Regions from separate parts of the Homo sapiens genome. Here region 2 is linked to region 1. Evidence: read pairs that join two places in POLR2A ChIA-PET (ENCODE). Cell type or tissue: Panc1. All regions are shown on one strand.

Region 1 (5,000 bases):
TGGGCTAAATGTCTTCCAAGTCCTATTCCAACTGCAAAATCCTGTGATTCTATGAATACAGAGTGATGTAGAGCTTTTTATGATCACTCTCTTCATCTGTAAAATGGAGGTAATGATGGAATCTACCTCACAGGGCTGTTGAGAGGAGTAAAGATAGTGTAAGTAAGATTCAATGTAAATTACTAAGTAATAGTTGTCATAATATCATTGGACATGTCAGAAAAATATTATTATTTGACTTGAGCATAAGTTTTTATCAGTAGTTTTAATAGTAATTGCCAACATCAATTGAAATTCATACTTACAATTAATTGAATCATAGAAATCTGTTACTAGAAAGGAACGTTAGAGGCCAGGCACAGTGGCTCACTCCTGAAATCTCAGCACTTTGGGAGGCCAAGGTGGGTGGATCACGAGGTCAGGAGATCGAGACCATCCTGGCTAACATGGTGAAACCCCGTCTCTACTAAAAATACAAAAATTAGCTGGGCGTGGTGGCACGTGCCTGTAGTCCTAGCTACTCGGGAGGTTGAGGCAGGAGAACCGCTTGAACCCGGGAGGCGGAAGTTGCAGTGAGCTGAGATTGCACCACTGCACTCTGGCCTGGGCAACAGTGCAAGACTCCATCAAAAAGGAAGGAGGGAAGGAAGGAAGGAAGGAAGGGAGGGAGGGAAGAGATCATCCAGTAGAAATTTCCTTATTTGCAGTTGAAAATATAAGCCTCATAGAGATTATCTTACCCAACTTCTCCAATCCTTTTTTGGAAACAAAAATACATAAACCTATTCTTTCAGAAAGAATAATGTGAAATCAGAAATATGAGTCTCACTTTAAGAAAGGGAATAATTAAAGAGGACCTGGAAGTGGATCACTTAGAGCTAAAAGTTCCTCCGTGTGTTCCTTGGTATGTGTGGTGAGATAAAGTGAGGCTCTCTGTGAATGGAGAACCCTACTTCCCCTGAAGTCACCCGAGGACGCAGAGCTACGCTACAGCCCAGACACAGCTGTGTGGTGATAAAATATACTGAGAATGCAGAGTGCCTGCTCGGAATGAATCCTTGCTGGGTAAATGCTCATGGAAACATCTGTAATAGTGCACAAATATTTGGTAGATATGAAATCTAGCCAGTGCTTTCAGAGATGTTTCCCGGCCCCTCTTGCCCTGTGGAACCTTGAAGCAATTTGCCGCTGTAAAGATAAAAGAAACAACCCTTTACAGCATTGCTGGACCTCTGATTCTCTGCTCACATCCTTTGCTGGCAAATAAACTGCATTTGGCTGTGATCTTTGAAAATGTTCTAATGAGCCTGTGATGCTGTGTTGAATATCTTTTTTGTTAATAAGAAACTGAAGGACACAGACCCTTTGTGACCCATGGAGATGAACAATAAGCCTATATGCTAATCACTCCCAAATTAACTGTAGGTCCCAAGTAAAAACAAACGTAATTTTGCTATCATCAGCATAATTTCCTGTTGTGTTTTCCTACGATTCAGTATCAAGGGATTGTTTTATAATCCTTCTAAACAAAAACGTTTATGTTTGTAAGTAGTCACAGATCTGTTTTTAGATAATTATGGAAGTTACATATCATGACCAAGGGGAGCATTTAAAGATAATTTATGAATAATATTTGTAGTTAATCACTTCAAACAGATTTGAACTTAAACTCTCCCTAGACCTCTCCTACAATTCAGTCTTCTGTTCTACAAAAAGCCGAAACAGCCTCCACCTTTTGAAATAACCATAATGATTTTCTGTCTGCTTTTTCCAGAAGCAGTCAGCAAACATAAATAAAAAATAATTGTGCTTCTGGCACTCTCAAAGCCTACCCATAATGCAGTGGTTTTTTTACGCTTTCATGCTCGTTCATGGCAAAGCTGCAGTAAGAAAGAATGAAGATTCCACAATCACTCATAAAGTGCTCCAGAAAATGAAAACCAACCCATGAGATCAGTGTTGTAAGCCACATGGACAACACTGGACATGCAAGTAGATGTTGGATAATCACCAGACCTCCAAGTAGAGGTTAAATGACCAGCTCCAGATCACAGAGTTAATGCAGTGTAAGAGCTGGCGTTCAGACATACCAAGAGCCTCTAAAATAAAGCCCTTTTAATCAACATGTTTTCATTATTAAAAAAAAAAAAAAAAACAGGGAAGATTTGATTTACCTCAAGGAAAGAGTTTATTGGGAGACTCTATGAATAGAAACTGAATTGGAAGTCCCTGGAAACTAAAGCCACAAATCTCTCCATCTCTTTCAGGGGCTCTCCAATTTCCCACACCATGCATCTTTGCTCTTTGCCATGTGTCTCCTTTGCGTTTGTCTCTCACTCAATAGACATCCTCTTAACGACTGTCCCAACTAAGGCCAAGACATGCAATCATAGGCCAGTTAGCAACAACCTGTTAAATTCCTGTGGCCATTCAGGTGATCAGACACTGTGGATAAGCCTGTTCTTCTAGAATCAGGAGTAAGAAGGCCATCAAGAATTGGCATGTCTGGGAGATTCATGTTCTCCCAATTTTAAGGTCTATTTTTATTATCTATGTATGTCAAGCCCCTGTTCTAATGCTGTATTCTCAGAAAGGTCTTCCCTGGCCACACAATTGAAATAGCCTCCGAACACCTTCCTGCATCTGTCTCTATCCCCTTGTCCTCATCAGCCTTATTTGCCTTCCTAGAATGTATTACTATGTGAATTCTATCATCTATTGTTTACTGTCTGTCTTCCACATAAGAAGGTGAACTCTGGAATTTTATGTTGTTCTCTACCACATTCCCATCTTTTAAAAAAGATCCTGGCATATGGTTGGCACTCAATTAATATTTGTAAAATAAATCAATGAATGCTTTTTGTTTATTTGATTGTTTGAGACGAAGTTTCCCTCTTGTCACCCAGGCTGGAGTGCAGTGGCATGATCTTGGCTCACTGCAACCTCTGCCTCCCGGATTCAAGCAATTCTCCTGCCTCAACCTCCTGAGTAGCTGGGACTACAGGTGCCCGCCACCACGCCTGGCTAATTTCTGTATTTTTAGTAGATACAGGGTTTCATATTGGCCAGGATGGTCACCATCGCCTGACCTTGTGATCCACCCACCTTGGCCTCCCAAAGTGCTGGGATTACAGGTGTGAGCCACCGCGCCAGGCCAAATGGATATCTTTTATGCCAAAAAAGTAATGAGAAACAATAGTTCTGTCTAGTTAGTTTCAATAAAATTCTATCATTTTTCATTTGTGAGTGTCATTAGGGTAGAATTTTTTTAAGTTGGATTTTGTGTCTTTTGTACAGGCAATGTCATGATTGTTAGACGCTATTCCATTTCATCATCAGTTTGCTCATCTGCTGTAAATGATCCCTGGAAATCTGGGAAAAGTCACCCAAAGAGCGGAATTCTAGAAGGTCAGAGAACACTGAAGTCATTGGCATGTTCTCCAATTAAGAAGCAAGACATGGAAGAAAAGGTGTTTGCCACAGATTCTCTCACCAGCAATAGGACCAGCCAAAGAGCTTCTCCTGAGCATGTTTGTGGTTGCAGGTAATGTAAAATACACTTCAAGCTGGTGAATAGGCCCATACTGAGATGGTTACTGAGACTTTCCCCTGGATAAATGAAGTCTTATCTAGTGGAGGAAACAAAACCAAATAGCATATAAATAATTTCCATATTACCTATGTCAATTTTGGGAATTTAAAGTAACAAATTTATTTGAGGTTAAATGGCACCCTCTAATAGATGCCTCTAACAACTGGACAACTTAGTACTCATTTATTCATTAAGCATTAGTGATCATATTCTAAGCCAGGCACTGGTGATACAAGATTCAGCAAAAGTAAGCCATTACATTCAAAACTCTCATTAAGTGACAAAGGCACACAAGTAAACTATCTACTGCAATAAAGTGCATCTCAGGGAGTAGGCACAGTTACTTTAAGAGCTGAATGCAGAACACCTCTCAGAGAACAGCTGTTCTGGTGGAGGCAGGTGCCTTAGTGGGCGTTAGGGGAAATTGTTTTAAAAAATTATTTAGGCATAACTCATAAGGGCCAAGAGACAAAGAGAAAACCAATTTGCTCTCCAAAATATGTGAATTGGTATTTAGAGAGCTGGAACAGCCTGAGAATGGGAGGGATGTGAGACAACAGTCAAGAAAGCACTTTGGGATGCCGAGGCGGGCTGGATCACTTGAGGTCAGGAGTTCAAGGCCAGCCTGGCCAACATAGCAAAACCCTGTCTCTACTAAAAATACAAAAATTAGCCAGGCATGGTGGCCTGCGCCTGTAGCCTCAGCTACTTGGGAGTCTGAGGCAGGAGAATCACTTGAACCTGGGAGGCAGAGGTTGCAGTGAGCCGAGATAGTACCACTGCACTCCAGCCTGGGGGACAGAGTGAGACTCCATCTCAAAAAAAAAAAAAAAAAAAAGACAAAAGAAAGGAAAAGAAAGAAAAGAAAAAGAAAAAGAAGCCAGGGTCTGTTAGAGGAAACTTGGCCAGTGGCTCCTGAAGTGGTAGAGTCAAGTCCTCTAACATCAAGCCTAATTTATCTGCACAACTGTGCAGGAGCATGCACTGCCCCCTCTCTCCCACACTCTGCATCCCTACCTTCCAACTCCCAATGAGGCCCTAACTCTTCAGCAAGATCTCTACTTGTCTTTGTCTTGTGTGAGTAGAAGGAGGAAAATCAAGAGGAGGGGACCTGGGTCTCATGATTATTAGCTTATCACGGGAAAGAGAAAATGCAAAAAATATGATTGTTGAGAGACCCAGAGCACCATCGAACTCAGCAGTGGCAGGAAAGCAAATCAAGAGATAACCATAAGCAAGAGGCCTGTAGGAATTCTCATAAATATTGGAAAGGGCACTGGACTTCCCACAGGATGTGGGATACAAAGGTTGAATCAGCTTTATTTGGATTTCCAAAGACAGGATGAAAATTGTGTTTCCCTTGCAGAAGGTTCTATCATAGGAGCAGGGAGATTAACTGGAGTCACCA
Region 2 (5,000 bases), 62 kb before region 1:
ATATAAATAAAATGAAAAATAAAAGAAGTTTGCATTCCAGACAAAGGCGATTGAACATTCATTACAGAGAAGAGAGAAAATAAAAGACTAAATAACATGCCACAGCCAGGCACATCTGGAAGAGCCTCACCTACTTGGTATGCTGGCTCTAATTCCACCCCTACAGACCTGGCTGCTCAGCTGCAGTCCAGCCTTTACTCTCTCTGTGATCCTGCCCAGCTCTGAAATGATGTGACTGCCCATTTTTCTCCAAGGGGAGAGGCACAGCCTCCTCTGGATGCAAGCTGAGGGAATGGGAGCTTCCCGCTTTCAGAGCGCTCCAGGGCACACCACTCACTTTGCCCATAATCTGTTAACACAGGTAAACCCCAAGGATTTGGACCCCAAATATGCCTACATCCAGGTGACCTATGTGACGCCGTTCTTTGAGGAAAAGGAAATCGAAGACCGGAAGACAGATTTCGAAATGCACCACAACATCAACCGCTTTGTCTTCGAGACACCCTTCACGCTGTCGGGCAAGAAGCACGGTGGGGTGGCGGAGCAGTGCAAGCGGCGGACGATCCTGACAAGTAGGTGCAGGTAGCCGGGCCACACATGTGGCACCTGTTCCAGCACAGGCCCCTTTATAGGGCTGGATCAGTAGGAATCAAGAGTTATTTCAGTCCTGCAGAGAAGTACCCAACATGTGCTAACTGGGAAATGTTTGCCAAGAAGAGATTTCCATCTCTTTATTCTCCATTAACAGAAGTCAACCAGAGGAGAAATTGTCAAAAGAGTTGCTTTGCATACCTATTCCCTTAAGGTTGTAAGTGTGAAGGGTGATGGGGTCAGTGCCTTGGGAAAGGCACAAGGCACTCTGAACTTTCCTCTCTGAGTCTACCTTCAATTGTTTCAGGGTTAACAGCTCTTATCGTGTGCTTTGGGGAAAGATTCTAAACCACTCTGGGATTCATATTCTTCATCTGTAAAACGAATGCAGATGTCGGTCTCCAATATCCCTCGATGTGCTCTCTAGATCTATGCTGTGAGCTAGTCATCCTTTCATTTCCTCAACACACTTTTAGTGAGGCCCTGCTAGGGGCTGGGCACTGTTCTGGGTACTGGTAATGCAAATGAAACATGATTCTTGCCCTCAAGGTGCTCACAGTCTGGTAGGAGAAAGAGCCAAGTAAGGCAAGAATTTCAGATGAGCGGAGCAGGAGAAATGAAACAAGAGCACCCAGTGGGGGCTCCTAAGGCTGGCTGCAGGGGAGGTGAGCAAGGGCATTCTGGAGGAAATGATCAGTAACCCGCTTTGAGAGCTGGGCCATCCTGGAATAGGCTACAGCCTATCAGTAGCACTGATGTCTAAACTGTGACAAGCGTCTGCCTTCAGTAAATGTATCCAAAACTTTTGAAATAAAAAAGCCACAACAAAGCTATATCAATATATACTACTTGGTATATATTTAGGCATTCTGTATTGTGGGTTAGTGTAGTTTTTATTTGAATTACAAGTTGCTGTGGAAGCTTTAATCTTTTCAGTGTTTAGAAATTCTAAAGGCTGGCCGGGTGCGGTGGCTCACGCCTGTAATCCCAGCACATGGGAGGCAGAGGCGGGCGGATCATGAGGTCAAGAGATCAAGACCATCCTGGCCAACATGGTGAAACCCCGTCTCTACTAAAAATACAAAAATTAGCTGAGCATGGTGGCGCACACCTGTAGTCCCAGCTACTCGAGAGGCTGAGGCAGGAGAATCACTTGAACCCAGAAGGCGGAGACTGCAGTGAGCCGAGATCGCGCCACTGCACTCCAGCCTGGCTACAGAGCGAGACTCATCTCAAAAAAAAAAAAAGATAGAAAGAAAAAAGAAAAAAATTCTAAAGGCCTAAAACAGCCCTGAGAATGAGGGCCTGTTAGCAGTGAAGGCAGAAGGGCACACAGGTCAAAGGAGCTTGGGCACAAGCTAAGAGGTATTAGAGAGGATGGCACCTAGCAGAAAAAGTAACTCCCATGCATGAAAAGCATGCAGAATGGAAGGTGCCATGTGCCGTGAAATGATACATGATCCTCTGGTCCTTCAGGGAAACCCTTGACTCTTCACTAATCCTCAACCTTGAAATCCCTTTGTATGGCTTTTGTACAGCGAGTCACCTGTTCCCCTACGTGAAGAAGAGAATACAAGTAATTAGCCAATCGAGCACAGAACTGAATCCAATTGAAGTGGCAATTGACGAGATGTCCAAGAAGGTTTCTGAGCTTAATCAGCTTTGCACAATGGAAGAAGTGGACATGATCAGACTGCAGCTCAAACTGCAAGGAAGTGTCAGCGTGAAGGTGAGTAAGCATTGCCCAGGGCTGAGATGCACATGGCCAATGAAACCAGGTGTAAAATGCCCTGAGAACTTTGTTTACAAAGAATATAAGAAACATTTTCCCTTTTGTGAGAATAGAACACCTTTATCTGGGTCTTTAAAATGGCTTCTAGTTGTCAATGTGCATTAATGTTACTCAACACCTGTAGATAGGCCTTTCTTAAGTTTAGCTGAAATAAAATGTATTCTTCCTCCACCTTGCTATCCCATCTTCTATGGATAACTGTGTTCTATATCTGTATACTAACAAATGAATTAACTAATGAAGAAACACCACATTCTTGTACATATCTGTCATTAAGAGCCTTAAAAAATTGTTTTGAAACAAATCCAAAAAAGAATGATTACTAGTTCATAAAAGGTGCATGCATGTTTATCTGTCTGGCAGAGTTGTGACAGGAAGCAGATGGCATGCTCAGTGAGTGATTGAGGAGGATAGAGTAAATAAACTGTTCCCAAAAGTGTGTGCAGCATTTGGGAAAGCCAGAAAGGGCTGGCACAGGGGCTGGCAGCACTCAGGCGGTGTGACCACCCTAGACCTGAAGATGCAAGGAGAGGAGGGTTAGTGGAAGCAGACAGGGGAGCTGAGAGGTCCATCTGATGACAGACAAGTAGACAGGAGTGACTTCAGCTAGCGATAGGGAGGCTTCTGCAAGGAGGACGCCCTGGGGCTTAGTACTCTGACCAGGGCCAGGCAGGTGAGGTGAGTAAGGCACTCACCTTGGGCACAAAATTAAAGGGAGCTCCAAGCAACTCAGGAATAAGGCATTAATTTTTATTTATTATATTAATAAATTGATGCTAAGTATTTGTAAGGAATAAAGTATTAAATTTTAAAATAAAGGAAGATCAGTAGTGGCACCCTGCACAGCTATATTGGACCCTAAAAGCCAAAGAAGTCCAGATGCAGTGGCTCATGCCTGTAATCCCAACACTTTGGGAGGCCGAGATGGATGGATCACTTGAAGTCAAGAGTTCGAGACCAGCCTGGCCAACAAGGTGAAACCCCACCTCTACTAAAAATACAAAAATTAGCCGGGCATGGTGGCACACGCCTGTAATCCCAGCTAGTTGGGAGGCTGAGGCAGGATAATTGCTTGAACCTGGGAGGTGGAGGTTGCAGTGAGCTGAGATCATGCCATTGCACTCCAGCATCAGTGACAGAGCAAGACTCCATCTCAAAAAATAAAAAAAAAAAAAAGCCAAAGAAAAAATTAATGCTACTGATCCTGACACTGACCACACTCTCCCGTTCCCTACCTCCCTTGTCTGTGTCCCCCATGGGCTGAGAAGGCCAGAAAGCAAGAGAGCCATTGTCCTATCCCATACAAGATGACTTCCCTAGGCACATAGCTGAGTGAAGGGAAGTGGAGATTTGATCTGGAGAAGCAAAAGATGGTACACCCAGTACCAGTGACTGCATCTGCCACACTGGCCATGCCTGCTGGTCACAGGCCCCTGAAGTCAGCTTCCTTCTTCTTTTACCTTTTTCCTTCCCAAGCCTGACAGCCACATTAAAGGCTTCTATGCACTAAGGGATATGAACTCCTGCACAAGTGAGGCCATCCATGGGCATGAGCATGAATTGAACCCAGCACTGTGCATTCATTCAGCAAATCTGATAAATGCCTCCTTGAGCCAGAATCTAAGCCAGACCATCAAATGGAACCCAGTGAAACACTGATTCTAGGGCAGTGCCCACACCACTACCACTGTGGATTATCCCTTCATAATAGTATGTGTTTATTTGAGTGTTAATAGAAAAGAAAAACTAGCACTTCAAACATTTGATTTCACAAATGTTAAATTTAAATAAATATATTGGAATTAATAGAAGTGAGTCTAGTTTTAAAAGCTGTTAAGAAAACAGCAGATTCCGTGGGTGGTTCATGCCTGTAATCCCAGCACTTCGGGAGGCCAAGACAGATGGATTGCTTGAGGCCAAGAGTTCCAGACTAGCCGGGACAATGTAGTGAGACCGCCCCCCTTCCCCCGTCTCTACAAAAACTTTCTTTAAAAAATTAGCCAGGCATGGTAGTAAACACCTGTGGTCCCAGCTACTTGAGAGGCTGAGGCGAGAGGATTACTTGAGCCCAATAGTTTGAAGCTGCAGTGATCATGCCACTGCACTCTAGCCTGGGCAACAGAGTGAGACCCTGTCTCTAACAAAGAAAAAAAGAAAGAAAAAAATAGTAGTTCAAGCAACGTACAGATATGACAAAAAAAAAAAATGTGAAGGGGTTGGCAAAGGACTGAAATTTGGGAAGTTTGTTAGTGAAAGGTGGAGCTCAGACTCATGCTCTATTGACAAGTTGGAGGACAGCAGCTAAGTCAGGTATACAAATGAGTGGACTAGAAGGCAGGGTGTGAGATGGGGGTACCACACCATTGGTGCACAGTTGCTCCTCTTCCAGCGGTGGAAAAGACTCCATGCAGAAGGTAGATCATCCTTCACCAATTTTCTTCTCAACAGGTTAATGCTGGGCCAATGGCCTATGCACGAGCTTTTCTTGAAGAAACCAATGCAAAGAAGTACCCTGACAACCAAGTAAAGCTTTTGAAGGAGATCTTCAGGTAAGCTTCTCGCTGTTGGGATGTTCTTCCTTGAACTTCCTGAGACAGGGAGTCCTCAATCCCCCAAG

What was found. Peaks named below come from ENCODE experiments on the same cell type or tissue, not always from the same donor. Only the 100,000 strongest peaks of a DNase experiment are listed, where the experiment ranks them.
Region 2: POLR2A ChIA-PET joins it to region 1 with 6 read pairs; 1 of 35 experiments calls an interaction of 5 or more read pairs at or near these places.

What each region holds. Positions count from the first base shown.
Region 1 is chr2:224,708,517-224,713,516 of GRCh38, reverse strand. It overlaps CCDC195 (coiled-coil domain containing 195), which reads left to right. Exons shown (of 3, transcript NM_001395236.1): 2 at 3,298-3,544. All of the region lies in intron 2 of LOC105373910 (a long non-coding RNA gene), which reads right to left. Among named protein-coding and RNA genes, the nearest start is that of CCDC195, 5.3 kb to the left of the region's middle. In Panc1, no CTCF peak of the experiment used is centred here; no DNase peak of the experiment used is centred here; H3K27ac peaks cover 1,150 bases.
Region 2 is chr2:224,770,477-224,775,476 of GRCh38, reverse strand. DOCK10 (dedicator of cytokinesis 10) reads left to right here. Exons shown (of 56, transcript NM_014689.3): 52 at 362-572; 53 at 2,130-2,320; 54 at 4,832-4,932. Among named protein-coding and RNA genes, the nearest start is that of CCDC195, 57 kb to the right of the region's middle. In Panc1, no CTCF peak of the experiment used is centred here; no DNase peak of the experiment used is centred here; H3K27ac peaks cover 2,221 bases.